Linked DNA regions of Homo sapiens: region 1 is linked to region 2. A link is a contact called in ENCODE Hi-C data. All regions are on one chromosome and are shown on one strand. The core of a region is the stretch at or near the end of the contact, and the rest is flanking DNA. Distances in the headings are between cores, read along the strand shown. Region 1 holds the start of PANK4 (pantothenate kinase 4 (inactive)). Region 2 overlaps PRDM16 (PR/SET domain 16).

Region 1 (5,960 bases), core at 2,637-5,136, 900 kb before region 2:
GAGGGCACTGTGTGTGTTATAGTGACTTAACGGAGGGCACCGTGTGTGTTATAGTAACTTAACGGAGGGGACCGTATGGTGCTATAGTGACTTAACGGAGGGCACTGGATGGTGCTATAGTGACTTAACGGAGGGGACCGTGTGGTGCTATAGTGACTTAACGGAGAGCACTGTGTGTGCTATAGTGACTTAACAGAGGGCACCGTATGGTGCTATAGTGACTTAACAGAGGGGACCGTGTGGTGTTATAGTGACTTAACGGAGGGCACTGGATGGTGCTATAGTGACTTAACACAGTGCATTTCTTACAGGGCCTGACAAAAAGAGGCAAAAATCCCACATCATGAGAGTAATGAGGCTAAAGTTATTTTCAAATTATTGTTTTTTGACAAAATACTATAAGGATGTCTGAGAACAAGCACTCAGGTCAGTAAAAAGATTTGGAAACACCAAGCAAACAGCCAATGCTGTTCATGTAGCAAAACCCACCGTGTCCAGGCCCCACAACAGCCATCCCAGGGCACCTCCTGCCTGGTGGTGAGGGCAGGCTCCCCGACGGCTGGCGTACAGTCTGGTGGACGCGTCACAGGCTCAATCTGATCCCCTAGCCTGTGGCTTTAAGCCTCCTTATCCCCTCCCCTGCCCCCAGTGCTGGCCGGGCCCGGAGAGTCTCACTAACATGCACCATGCCGCCGACTCACCTCAGTAAATAAATCGTTTTCTAAAACGACAGATGATGCAAGAGGATGAAGATCTATTTTAAGAGACTCATCAAAAGTCAGTATAAACAAACTCTCAGGTCACAGAAATCCAGTTTCAGGCCCTGGGTTCTTTGTGTTAAATACATGCCCAAACAGGATGTACTGGGGTTGGGACAGAGGTGGGGGTGGGTTGGTTTCTGCAAGATACGCATCCTCCCTCCCTGAGACCCCTGCACGGAGAGGCCCAGCAAGGCCAGTGTTCCGTCTGCCTACTCCCCACACCCGGGGGGACAAAACGGGACCTGAGGCGCGAGGGGCACGCACAGCAGGGAGATCTGTTAGAGCAGAGGGAACCGCCTGCGGGCGGGGACCCTTCCGGGCTGAGCTCAGGGACCCCTCGGAATCACAGCAAACCGCGCCTGGCAAGGCAGTGACAGGAGTGCCTCCTGGCGGCTCTCCGGGCTGCCCGCGCTCGGCCCTGAGGCCAACAGCTGGTGGGGGAAGGGGGCTTCCCAGAGGTTTGGTCACCTGTGCTCTTCACATCTGAGCCATGGCCTTCTAGTTCTCCCTGTCCCACAGGCCCCATCCCCTCTGCCATTCTCTCTGGTCCTGTGTTTCCTCTTTGGGCACCAATGGAGGGCAGGACAGCCAAGCAGACACCACCGCCCCGTGGCCCCTTCCTGTCTCACCTGCCTCTGAGGAACCCTCCCCACAGCCCGCAGAAACCTAAAATCAGATCGAAGCTGCAGTATGTTTTGAGAAATACAACGTCCCTGCTGCTTTCAAAGAGGTGAATCTGCTCAGCAGACATCAGCGTCCCATCGAGAGGAAAACAGCTTGCCAGAACACAGGGCAGGTGAGCTTTCCTAGATCCAGACACAGGCAAGGGAAGAGGAAATGGGAGAAGCCTGCTTTTAAACAACACTGTTGACAAGCACTTTGGCTTTGAGGGTTCCTGGGTTGAAGACACCCCACCCTGAGCGTGGCCTCCCAGCAGCTCGGTCAGGAGTAACAAACAAAAGGTCTCTCAGTATCAGTCAACAGGTCCTCTTAAGAACCAGAGACACAGGACCCAGACGCAGGGAGAAACTTTGAAGAGGGGAAATAAATACCAGCACTAAACAGACCTCTTAGAGTATCCTTCTACCAAGAAACCCCCTGGGCTCAGCCTGGAGAACAGGCTGGTACTCCAGGGCCCTCTAGGGCTGCGACAGCCCTTCCTGGACAGCCCCAGCTCTGCGGCTTCACTGGCCTCTCGGGGCCACACAGAACATCCACGGTGAGCCCTGTTCTCCTGGCCATTCCCCAAGTGACTTATGCAGGTCAACTGCAATTGCATTTCAGAAACATTTAATCCCGACTTGCTTCCAGTAACAGAATCCCCCAGTGTAAGGGCAGCAGAACCTTGCAGAGCACACGCTCTACCGGGCCTCAAGGTCTCAGAAGGCTGGGAAGCATGGCTGGGGAGCCTCTGGTGAGGCCTGCGGTAGACAATCCCCTAGGCTAGGGCTGCAAGCTCAGCACCTGCAGCCCAATAACCAGTCAGTCCCAAGTCCTATCAGCGGTCCCTAAAGATGCTACTCACACGTTCTCATACCTGGCACCAGGCCACACCCCCTAAGAAGCATTGCCTCCCATAAGCTCACTGAAAGGTGGGAGCCAGGACCTATAGCTACTTCCATTCTCATCGCCCCCCACTTCCCTAGAGGACACCCTTCCCTGGCTGGACATCTCAGAGAGATGATGACACCAACAACCCCGAGGACACCACAGCAGCAAACATGTCAGATGCACCAGGAGCACACAGCTCAGAGGGAATGGCCTGGGTCTCTCTGAGTCCCAGCTTTTCCAGGGAGGTGGGAAGCAGTCAGCGGCAGGCCCATTCATCCCAGTATTTACTGGGCGGCAAAGACAGGTTGGGCATCCTTTTCGGGGGCTGGGGCTACAAGACACACCGCTGCTCTTGTGGGATTCACACACAAGCAGACTCAGCCTACGACCGAGATGAGTGCTAAGAGGGAGAGGTATGTGAAGCCGCAGCGGCTATTCAAGGGGGGTTTCTCCAGGTGAAGCTGCCCCCAGGAAGCCCTCATGCCTGAAACATGGGCAGAGTAGGAGAGCAGGGAGTGGCTGGTTCAAATCCTGGTTCTGCCACTTTCTAGCCCGATGACCCTGGGCAAATTAGTTCACCTTTCTGGGGCTTGGTATCCTCATCTGCGAAAAGGGAGTAATTCGCGTTCCTCCCCTAGAGGTGGCTGGGAGGTGTCCGGGAGTCAGGAGCGTGGGAAAAAGGTCTAGAACAGAGCCTGGCCCGCCGTCATTACTGAGAGCACAGCCATCAGGCAGGAGGGTCTGCAGCGGACCCTGGAGAGGCCAGGGCAGAAGTGCAGGCCGCCTTAAAGGCCACGGAAGGCACGGGTGGCTTTTAAACCAGAGGCACGAGTTCCCAGGTCCCACGTCCACGGCCGCCTGAACTCACGCCCGGCGTCCACTCTCCAGAGAGCGGGGCCTGTGCACGGACTGTCCGGCCCGCGGGCCACAGCTGGCCACGCCGCGGGAACGCGCGGCCTTTTCGGGGCCACTCTGCCAAGGGCTTCCCGCCGAGCTCGTCCTCGTCTCGACCAGAACTAAGGACCCCAAATCTCAGGCCAGCCACCAGCCAAGCGGCGGAGCCGGGGCGCCCAGATGCCGATGTGGCCGAAGACATAAAATTCCGCCGACCCTCCCACCTCGCGGCGGGTAACGCTGGACCCCGGCCCCCAGCCACCCAGGACGGCCGCGCGAACTACCAGGCCCGGCAGGCCCCGCTCTGGTCCCTGCGGCGCCTGCCGGTAGCTGTAGTCCGGCCGTCGCCCCGAGCCCGCGCATCAGCGACCCTGCGGACTACAAGGCCCGTGAGGCTGTGCGCGGGCCCGCGGACTACAAGGCCCGTGAGGCTGTGCGCGAGGCCCGCGCCCCCGCCCTTCGTCCTTCCCGCCGCCCCCGCTCGCCGGCCCACCGCCGGCGCCCCGCCCGCCCCCGCAGCCCGCGCCCGGCGCCCGGCCTGCGGCTACCTATGTCGATGGCGAAGCGCTTGGCGTTCTCCAGGTTGCGGAAGATCTCGTCGGGGGGCAGCGTGATGCTCTTGTCCAGACTGTCCCCGCTGCTCCCGCTGCCGCTCGCTCCACACTCCGCCATTTTGAAAGTGCCCGGCCAGCTCATCAGCCATGGAGATATATGCGCATATATTTGACTGCCAAACGCCCCCTCGCATAGATTATGTTAATGAGGCGCCGGCCCCGCCCCTTCCCTCCCCCACCCCCGGCCTCTGAGGTCTCGGCCGCTACAGGGCGAGCTAGGGCCAGTGCTGGGCAGGGGTCCGAGAGGCCCGGGGCTGCGGGCGGGCGGGCGGTTATCCTCCAGAGATCGCGCATCAGCACAGAACATCTGGACTGATGTTCTTTTACCGCGCTGTCCACAGGCTTAACTCAAGTGCTCTGAGCCCTGCTGAGGGAGGCCGCAGAGGCCGCCCACCTGCTTCTAAGGGGGCACGTGGGTCTGCAGACTGTCAGAGAGCCCTGCCCTTCAGCGAGTGCCTGCTGTAAGCTTGGCCCTGCACGCCAGGGCGAATGTGATGCGCTCTTTGCTAGGGTGACTCAATCCTGGCTTCCCAGGGGCGTGGGACTTTCAATGTTAAAAGTCCCATGCAAACCAGAGGAGTGGGGAACCCTGCCCCACCTGGGAGGAGCCCCAGCCTGGCATGCACCTGCGGGTAGGGAAGATGTGTGCTGTAATGGCGATCCGTGGAAAGTGCTGTGGTCGGGGGAAGCCAGGCAGGCTGCCTGTGGGCAAGACAGGTGCCTGGGAGGCTGCAGGAACAAGCCTTGGAAGCAGCTGGAGCCAGGACAGGGGTATAGGTGGGGCAGGCCAGGGTTCCAGGGTGAGTGGCTGGGAAGCCCTGCTGGCATGAAGAGATGCGTCTTCTCCAGAGGCTCTGGGCGCCTTGGGAAAAAGCCCAGTGTTGGAAGCAGACAGATCAGCCCCTCCCGGGTAACCCGGGGTCATTACTGCATGTCTCTGGCCCTCAGCCTCTGTCTGCACGTGGAGAATGCCACCAGCTGCCTGGCAGGGCTCCTGGGAGCACAGGCCTGTGGGGCGGCACAAACTCCAGGGATAATGCATCTGTGTGCGCAGGGCAAGCCTTCAGGGAGGAGGCATCCTTGCCTGTGTCTTCCAAGGGGGTGGGTGTGTGGCTCTGGAGGGGGAGCCTGCCCCAGGGAGGCCTGGGTGGAAGAGTGGAGCACACCCCAGGCGGCTTAGACCTCTGGCAGCTCAGACCCCTGGCAGCATGGTGTGCCATGGGCCAGGCTGGCAGGAGGTGCCCTCCATGAGGGGCGCCCACCTGTGTGCCCACTGAACATGCGGGAAACATGCAGGTGAATGGGGGCCTTCCCTGTCCTCTGCCCACCATACCCCGGGGCTCGGTAGGGACCACTGGCAGGCACTGGGTTGGTCTGGTGGGGGGACCCTGTCTAGACTGCCTGTGGAGTAGCCAGAAAGGGGCTGAAGGCTGAGCGGAGCGAGAGGGGCTGAGCAGGAAGGAGCAGGCAGGGCAGGCCCACACACGGGGCTACCATTCAGCGGGGGTGGGAATGCGGCCCACTCCGGCCCAATCCTTGCTGGATGGATTTTGCCCCTTGGGAGCTGGTCCCTGGGAGCCACAGGCCTCAGTTCTTGCAGACTCAGCCAACACCCTGTGGCCTGCCTAAAAATACATGCCCTTTCTGAGGCAAGGGATGGCCCCGTGCAGGCTCCTGCCAGGACTGCCAGATCCTGCCTTGGCACGGTGGCCAGCGGGCAGGTGTCCCCGGAGCCCATGCCAGGACTGGCGCTGCAGGCCGTGGGAGTGTGCAGCAGCAACTCGGGGCAAATGTTTTCTCCTGTTTGGCCCAGGGCCAAGCCCCTTTGGCTGTAGCAACAGATCTACTGCGGGCTGTGGCCCTGGGTCGCCTCTCAGTGGACACAGCCTAAGGTCCTGCGCTGTCACCTTGCCCCACCCCTACCTTCCGGAAGCTAGTGAAAGGCCTGGGCGGGGGGAGACCCAGGGCTCCGACCATGTCCACCCCTCCAGCCCACCTCCCCCTGCCCCTGCCCCTCACCTGCTTTCCCTCCATCCCTCCCTCCCCCTGTTCTTCCGGAGCAAGGACCCCACCCTTCTTCCGGGGTCCAGGGGGCCACTGGCAGGGGTCCCTCCCTGCTTAACTGCTACCATGGCCCTGC
Region 2 (6,738 bases), core at 2,336-4,835:
ACCACTTACGGGTCATCTGTTCAGCGCTCACAGCCCTCCCCAATTCACAGGCCCCCCCTTACCCACCCTTCAAAAAATAGTGACTTACAACTTAACAAAGGCTAGCAGCAGAAAGATTTATTTGGTCTGGTCCCCTCCCAGAAAATGAGCTGTGTGTTTTTTCTGTAATGAGAGCCGACTTCTGGACAGCGTTGTGTGCTAAGAGCCCCTAGAGGGTCGGGGTGGTGTTTATAGAAGAATTTAATTATCATTGATTTCTTTTGCTCTCTCCAATCTGTGAGTTTCGACTTTGGTAACAATAATTGCTTTGCAAGTTTGTGTTGCAAATCCTGACTTTATCTGGCTCAAGGCAGGTCTGTGCCGAGGGGTTTGGAGCGTGTAGCTTTCCTTTTGATACCACTGGTGGTTTCTGGACTGGCTTTGATAATCAGAAGGATTTTAAATTGGAGGAGGGAAAGTGCCGGCCATCCCCAGAAGCCTGCCAAGAGGAGCTCAACCCCCCATGCCCGCCCCAGTGTGAGCCCCTTTCCGGTGCCAGCACCCACGTGTGTGCCCGCCGCATGTGCATATGTGTGTGCCCTGGAGAGGTCGGGCTGACGCAGCCCCGCGCAAGCAGGAGGAAGCAGGCTTCTCATGGGTTGCCTGGAGTGATAGGGTAATCAAACCAGATGACATTGGAAGCCTCTTCCGTTTAAGTCCTTGCCTCAGATGACCTGAAATCGTTCAGAATGTGTTTCAAAGCCCTGAGGTAGGGAACGTAGAGCCTTTGGTGCACCAAATATGTTTCTTGGAGGTAACTTGGCCCCTAGCTTCTCCTGGCCTAGAGGTCTTTGAGTGAAGCGGGAAGGTGAGATTGAGTTAATGGCAGTCTTATTTCTTAAAAAAAAAGTTAAGCATATAGGCTTTGCGGGATTTGGGTTGGAGAAGCATGAAAATTGAACTGGGAGTGGGGAGAGGGGCTGCTCCTTGGTCTTCGTCCTGACAGCCGGCCCGGGGGTCTCTCTGGGAGGCTGCCCAGTGGAGCCTGGAGTCACAGCCTGGATGCGAGCAGGGCTGCCCGGGACTCCTGCTGGGACCGAGATTCCTGCCTCAGGGCTGCTGACTCCCTAGTCTGCCGTGTGCTTCCATCATCTCCCCAGGCTCCATCCTGCCTTCTGTGTGAAGCTGGAGCGTGCAAGGGAGGCACAGTTGTGCTTCCATCGGGGGCTGCACGCGGCCCGTGCATGTCCTTTCTTTTTTAGTTGTATTTTTACGGCTGGGTTTCAAAATCTCTTCTTTCTTCCTCTTCCCTCACTTTTACAGTCACCAAAAGCAGATCCCCCTGTAGTGGCTGCAGGAGACCTCACTGGATCCTAGGAAGGATGCCGCTGCCCAGTGCTCAGGGGCTCGGGGGCCCTGGCCACCCCCCCTGACCTGCCCATACTCTGTTGTTCCCCTGCCAATGGCTTCTCTGGGAGTGCAGCAGGCACGGTCACAGCAAGGTCCTCTCAAGGCCCTCCGCATTGCACCAGGGCCAGGCTACCCTGCACGTTCTCCTTCCTTTTGGAGCTCACGGGCGTGTTATTTTACGCAGTGAGACCATCAATTTCACTGGCCGCTTGTCAGCTTATTTACAACGCAGACCCCAGCTGCTCGGAGAACTCTGCTCCCTCGCAGCCCTGGGCTCACGGCTCCCCTAAATTTCAAATGGACTTCTCTGTCTGGGCCATTTATTTAGATTAGAAGCAAGAGAGGGCCACGTTCAGGGCTCTCTGCAACCAAATTGAACGCACAGCCCTGTTCGTGGCTCTCCCCGGCCCCAGAGCTTCACACAAGGGACTTGCTCTCCAGTTTTATGAACAAGCTTCTTTTCCAATCCCATTTCTTACCTCGGATCCACAATTGCTAGGGTTTATGCAAGAGCCATTAGGTGGACTTTCTGCAAAAGTCTCTGCATTTCCAAAGAAACCAGGAACTGAATGAGCCGTGTTTGAGCACACATGCAGACAGACAGGCAGACACACAGGCAGGCGGACAGACAGGAAGATAGGCAGGCAAACAGACAGGAAGACAGACAGGCAGGCAGACAGACAGGCAGGCGGACAGACAGGAAGACAGACAGGCAGGCGGACAGACAGGCAGACAGACAGACAGGCAAACAGGCAGGAAGGCAGACAGACAGGTAGATGGACAGATGGATGGACAGACAGGCAGACAGACAGGCAGGGCAGACAAGCAGGAAGGAAGATAGGCAGGTGGACAGACAGATGGACAGACAGGCAGGCAGACAGGCAGACAGACAGGCAGGGCAGACAGGCAGGAAGGCAGATAGATAGATAGGTAGGCAGACAGACAGATGGACAGACAGGCAGACAGACAGGCAGGGCAGACAGGCAAGAAGGCAGACAGACAGGCAGGTGGACAGACAGATGGACAGACAGGCAGGCAGACAGACAGGCAGACAGACAAGCAGATGGACAGGCAGGAAGGCAGATAGACAGACTGGCAAGCAGGCAGACTGGCAGGCAGACAGACAGTCAGGCAGGCAGACAGATTGGGCTGCCTCAACATGCCAGAGGGGCACATGGCCCCAGCTGGGTGGGAAGCCTCTGGCTGGGCAGAGCCTGAATGCTCAGACTGGCAGGTGCTTTGCATCCGGGCTGGAGACGCAGAGTCCAGTGTGTCCTTTCTCAGCAGTCAGTCAGCCTCAAAAGCATGGCGGTCCCAGGGCCAGGCACCACCATTCCAGTCTAAGGATGTGTCAGGGTGGGGGATGTGAGAAAATGCATTGGAGGGTGTAAAATCCCTCCTTTCTGGGAGATTGTGTGGGACACGTCGGGTAGGGGGGCACCCAAGCATCTCCAACCCTGCTGCCGAAAGGGCTCCATCCTCGGCCTTATTCTTGTGTGAGTTCACAGGCCGAGTCAAACAAAACTGCAGCGCCGCCCAGGGCAGGCTTTGTGGATGGCCAGTCCAAGCCAGGGCGCTGCCTGTCACTGGGCTGTGGGAGGAGACGCTGGGACCCGGGTGCCCGGAGGCAGCTCAGCTGACCCGGGCAGGAGCAGGGGCTCCCAGAGAAGAAGCCCACAGGCCAGGCCCCTGGGATCAGGAGCAGAGAAGGCTGAGGGTCACTTCGGGGAGCTCAGGGACTTCGATCACCAATGCTTCTTTTCCTGTCTACTGTTGAAGAGGCCAGAGTGAGCCTGGCCTCCGGCAAAGGTTGGAAGGTTCAGGAATTGAGTGGATGAAGCCTTAGGGCAGCACCAGGGAAGTTTGCTGGGACGAAGTGGGATGGGGATATGCCTCGGCCAGGCGTGGGAGAGGAGTGCCCTTCTCCCAGGACTGCCTCCCGTTCTCTAGGGGACCCATTTTCAGACTTGCTAGGTTTTACCAGGCAGCCTGGGGAGTTGGGGGAGACTCGCAGGCTCTGAGATTCCAAGGACAGTTTCTCACGGCCGCAGCCCCTGCACGTGGGGAATGCTGAGCTCCTGGGCCCGGCAGCAGCACCCGGAAGGTGTGGGACTGAAGCTTCCTGCCTTGGGGAGGCCCCTGCGGGTGTGTTGATGGCAGGTCAGACTCCCTCGCCAGGCTTTTGTGATAGCAAACACCAGCCCAGGCCCCTCCTGTACAGGGCAGCACCGTGCCGAGAAGGCCGAGCCACACAGCCCCTCCCGGTCTGGGAGGCCAGGACTCCCGAGTGTCACCAGGCACGTCCCCATCCATGTGACAAGGGCATGTGACCAGTATGCTGCTCTGGAGCGGGCCACCGGCACCGGTCGGGGCGGGGTGGGGCCTCTCGGAGTCCTGTCCTCTGTGGGAACGAAGGCCACTGTGCTTAGAACAGCCACACCCACTCCGGGTGAACAAACCCTGCCCCATCCTGGTGCCTCCACAGAGGCTCCCACAGAGGCCCTGGCCTGGTCTCCAGCTGCTACCAGGCCCCCCCGGCCAGGATCCTGCTGCAGTGGGTAGACTTTCTGTGTGCTGTGCCATGGGCATCATGGAGCTTGCTTTGTTTTCAAAATATGAAAACGCATGATCATATAAACAGAATGTTCAAGTGCGTGTGTGCCTGTGGGATCAGATGAGCACCGCTGCGGGCGTTCTGATGACCAAGAGCACACACAAGTGTGCACACACAGGCATGGCACACACGCACATGCCAAGCACCCACGTGCAACTGAAAACCATGCAGTCAGGGTTCCCTTCACCGTCGCCCAGCCCAGCCGGGTGCCTCTCAGTAAGCCAGTCCCAGCCCCCCGCCGGATGCCCCCCAGGGAGGAGGCTGTCTTCACAGAGGCAGCGCACGTGCATCTACAGAGCTCATGGGGTTCCTCCTTAGCTCATCCCCAGCTCCCCCTCTTCGTTTCAGGCATGATTTTCTTGCTGCTCAATGCACATGTCGCTCAGGCCCCCTAGTTCTCAGCCCCGCTCTCTAAAAATGGGAGAGAACAACCCTCCCTTTCCCTGCCTGCAGGGTCACCACGTGTGGCTGTGAAGGTCACTCCCAGCCCAAGGGCCCCACACTGAGGGGAACCCTCCACACGCAGCCCTCCTCGATCGCTCATTATGACGACTTTCCAGCCGCAAGGGGCCTTGCTCTGATAAACTCAGGGTGTTAGAGTCCTGCTCTGCCTGATGCCGTGGAGGCCAGATGGAGGAAGGGGGTCTCATCCCAACTTCCCCACGTGCACGGTGCAGGCCGGCAGCAGCCCTGCCCACCCTGGGGGAATAAAGATAAACCGAGCCCGGGAGCTGGCAGTGCCCAAAGGGGCCAGTGTGGTCTTTGTGTCCTTAATAGAGGAGGCAGCCAACAAGTGGCAACATCCAGGGCAGCCCCCAAGCCCTCCATGAATGGACTGGCAAACTGAGGCTCCAAGTGAGGTGGGGCCTGCCCAGGGGCCCCCAGCCACCTCGAGGGGTGGAGGAGGAAGGTCACAGGGAGCTGGTCTGGGAGCTGGTCTGTGGAGCCCCTCCGGCTGGGAAACTGGCCTTGCCGAGTGTCTTTCCATGGAGCAAGGCCGCCCTCTGGAGGCTGCAAGGAGCATGTCGCCCTCCGGCTGCAGACCTGCCGGCCCCGCGGCCTGGGGGCCAGGGAGACCCAGACAACAGAGGGCAGGAGACGCCGGAGGGTCGGGCGCACCGCCTGCCCAGGGGACACGGGGCACACTCCAGGGGGATCCACCAGCCAGCCACAGAACAGTAGGAGGGTGAACGCCTGCTTGCTTTTTTTTTTTTTTTTTTTTGAGATGGAGTCTCGCTCTGTCGCCCAGGCTGGAGTGCGGTGGCGTGATCTTGGCTCACTGCAAGCTCCGCCTCCCGGGTTCACGCCATTCTCCTGCCTCAGCCTCCAGAGTAGCTGGGACTACAGGCGCCCACCACCACGACTGGCTGATTTTTTTGTATTTTTAGTAGAGACGGGGTTTCACCATGTCAGCCAGGATGGTCTCGATCTCCTGACCTCGTGATCCACCCGCCTTGGCCTCCCAAAGTGCTGTGATTATAGGCGTGAACCCCTGCTTCTTGAAGCCGGGGCTGTTTCTAGGGACAGCTTCCCCAGGATGCCTTTGGCTCTGCAGCTGGGAGATCCAGCAACCTCCGGGACACGGCGGGGCAAAGCTGTGCACGGGGCACGGGGCAGGGGCGCGGGCTCCCTTCCCCCCACCCTCTGTGGCCCGGCCTGCCATGCAGAGCCGGGGCCTGCACTGAGGAGCGCGTGTGCCCCTTCCAGGTGTAAGTACTGCGACCGCTCCTTCAGCATCTCTTCGAACCTCCAGCGGCACGTCCGGAACATCCACAACAAGGAGAAGCCTTTCAAGTGCCACCTGTGCAACCGCTGCTTCGGGCAGCAGACCAACCTGGACCGGCACCTCAAGAAGCACGAGCACGAGAACGCACCAGGTGGGCCACGCGGGGTGGGGCAGCCCCCAGAGCACCCACACGGGCAGGCCCCACAGAGGGGGAGGGGGAACAGCAGGGGAGTGGGCGCCGGGCAGGGAAGAGGGCCACAGACTACCCCTCAGGAAGCCAACAGGCACCCCTCAAACCGTGGTCATTAAAGAGAACCTCGTGCTCTCCGGTGTCCCTAAGAAACCTGCCTCCCTAACAGCACCCCAGGTGTACCCCGTTCGCGGTTGGTTTGCCCCACGGAGGGAGGGGTCCAGCGAGAGGCCGCCCCCTGATGCTCCCGCCCCTCCGCAGTGAGCCAGCACCCCGGGGTCCTCACGAACCACCTGGGGACCAGCGCGTCCTCTCCCACCTCAGAGTCGGACAACCACGCACTTTTAGACGAGAAAGAAGACTCTTATTTCTCGGAAATCAGAAACTTTATTGCCAATAGTGAGATGAACCAAGCATCAACGCGAACAGAGAAACGGTAAGAAAACTATCGCGGGCTGGGGAAAGTCTGGACCCGGCCAACAGCCCTGCGTGGCCACCCTCAGAGGACATGCACCTCCACCCCAGCACCAGCCCCTAACACATCCAGATAGGCGCAGTGGGGGCCTCACCACAGAGGGTGAGGCCCCTGGGCTCTGGGAACCTGGGGAAGCTGCGCTGTCTGCCTCAGTTCCTCCACCTGGAGAGTCATGAGAGTAAGCACCCCTGGGCTTATGACCTCACTGTTAACATATGTGTGTGCAAAACACTAGCCAGGTGACCGAGCCGGGCACAAGTTCAGCTGTGCCGCTGACACTCAAGGACATTTTGATTTAATCTGAGGCACTAAAGATTTCCAAACCAAAATGCTGCACCTTTATA

What was found. A loop is a pair of places that touch in the nucleus more often than their neighbours do. Pooled maps may share reads with other maps.
Region 1: a loop to region 2 is called in a pooled map, with 5 times the contacts of the local background. The contact joins the promoter of PANK4 here to the enhancer-like site in region 2. A Hi-C loop is called at or near these places in 6 of 50 pooled maps.

The regions. Positions count from the first base shown.
Region 1 is chr1:2,522,710-2,528,669 of GRCh38, forward strand. PANK4 (pantothenate kinase 4 (inactive)) reads right to left here and starts at 3,887. Exons shown (of 19, transcript NM_018216.4): 1 at 3,755-3,887. The coding sequence starts at 3,878. RefSeq lists enhancers at 607-1,394, 3,914-4,634, 5,356-5,960.
Region 2 is chr1:3,419,871-3,426,608 of GRCh38, forward strand. PRDM16 (PR/SET domain 16) reads left to right here. Exons shown (of 17, transcript NM_022114.4): 13 at 5,711-5,880; 14 at 6,181-6,355. Among named protein-coding and RNA genes, the nearest start is that of ARHGEF16, 31 kb to the right of the region's middle. RefSeq lists an enhancer at 794-1,294. Within about 2 kb of position 3,586, at least 10 of the 41 ENCODE cell types and tissues checked have a DNase peak (open chromatin) inside an H3K27ac peak, as active enhancers do.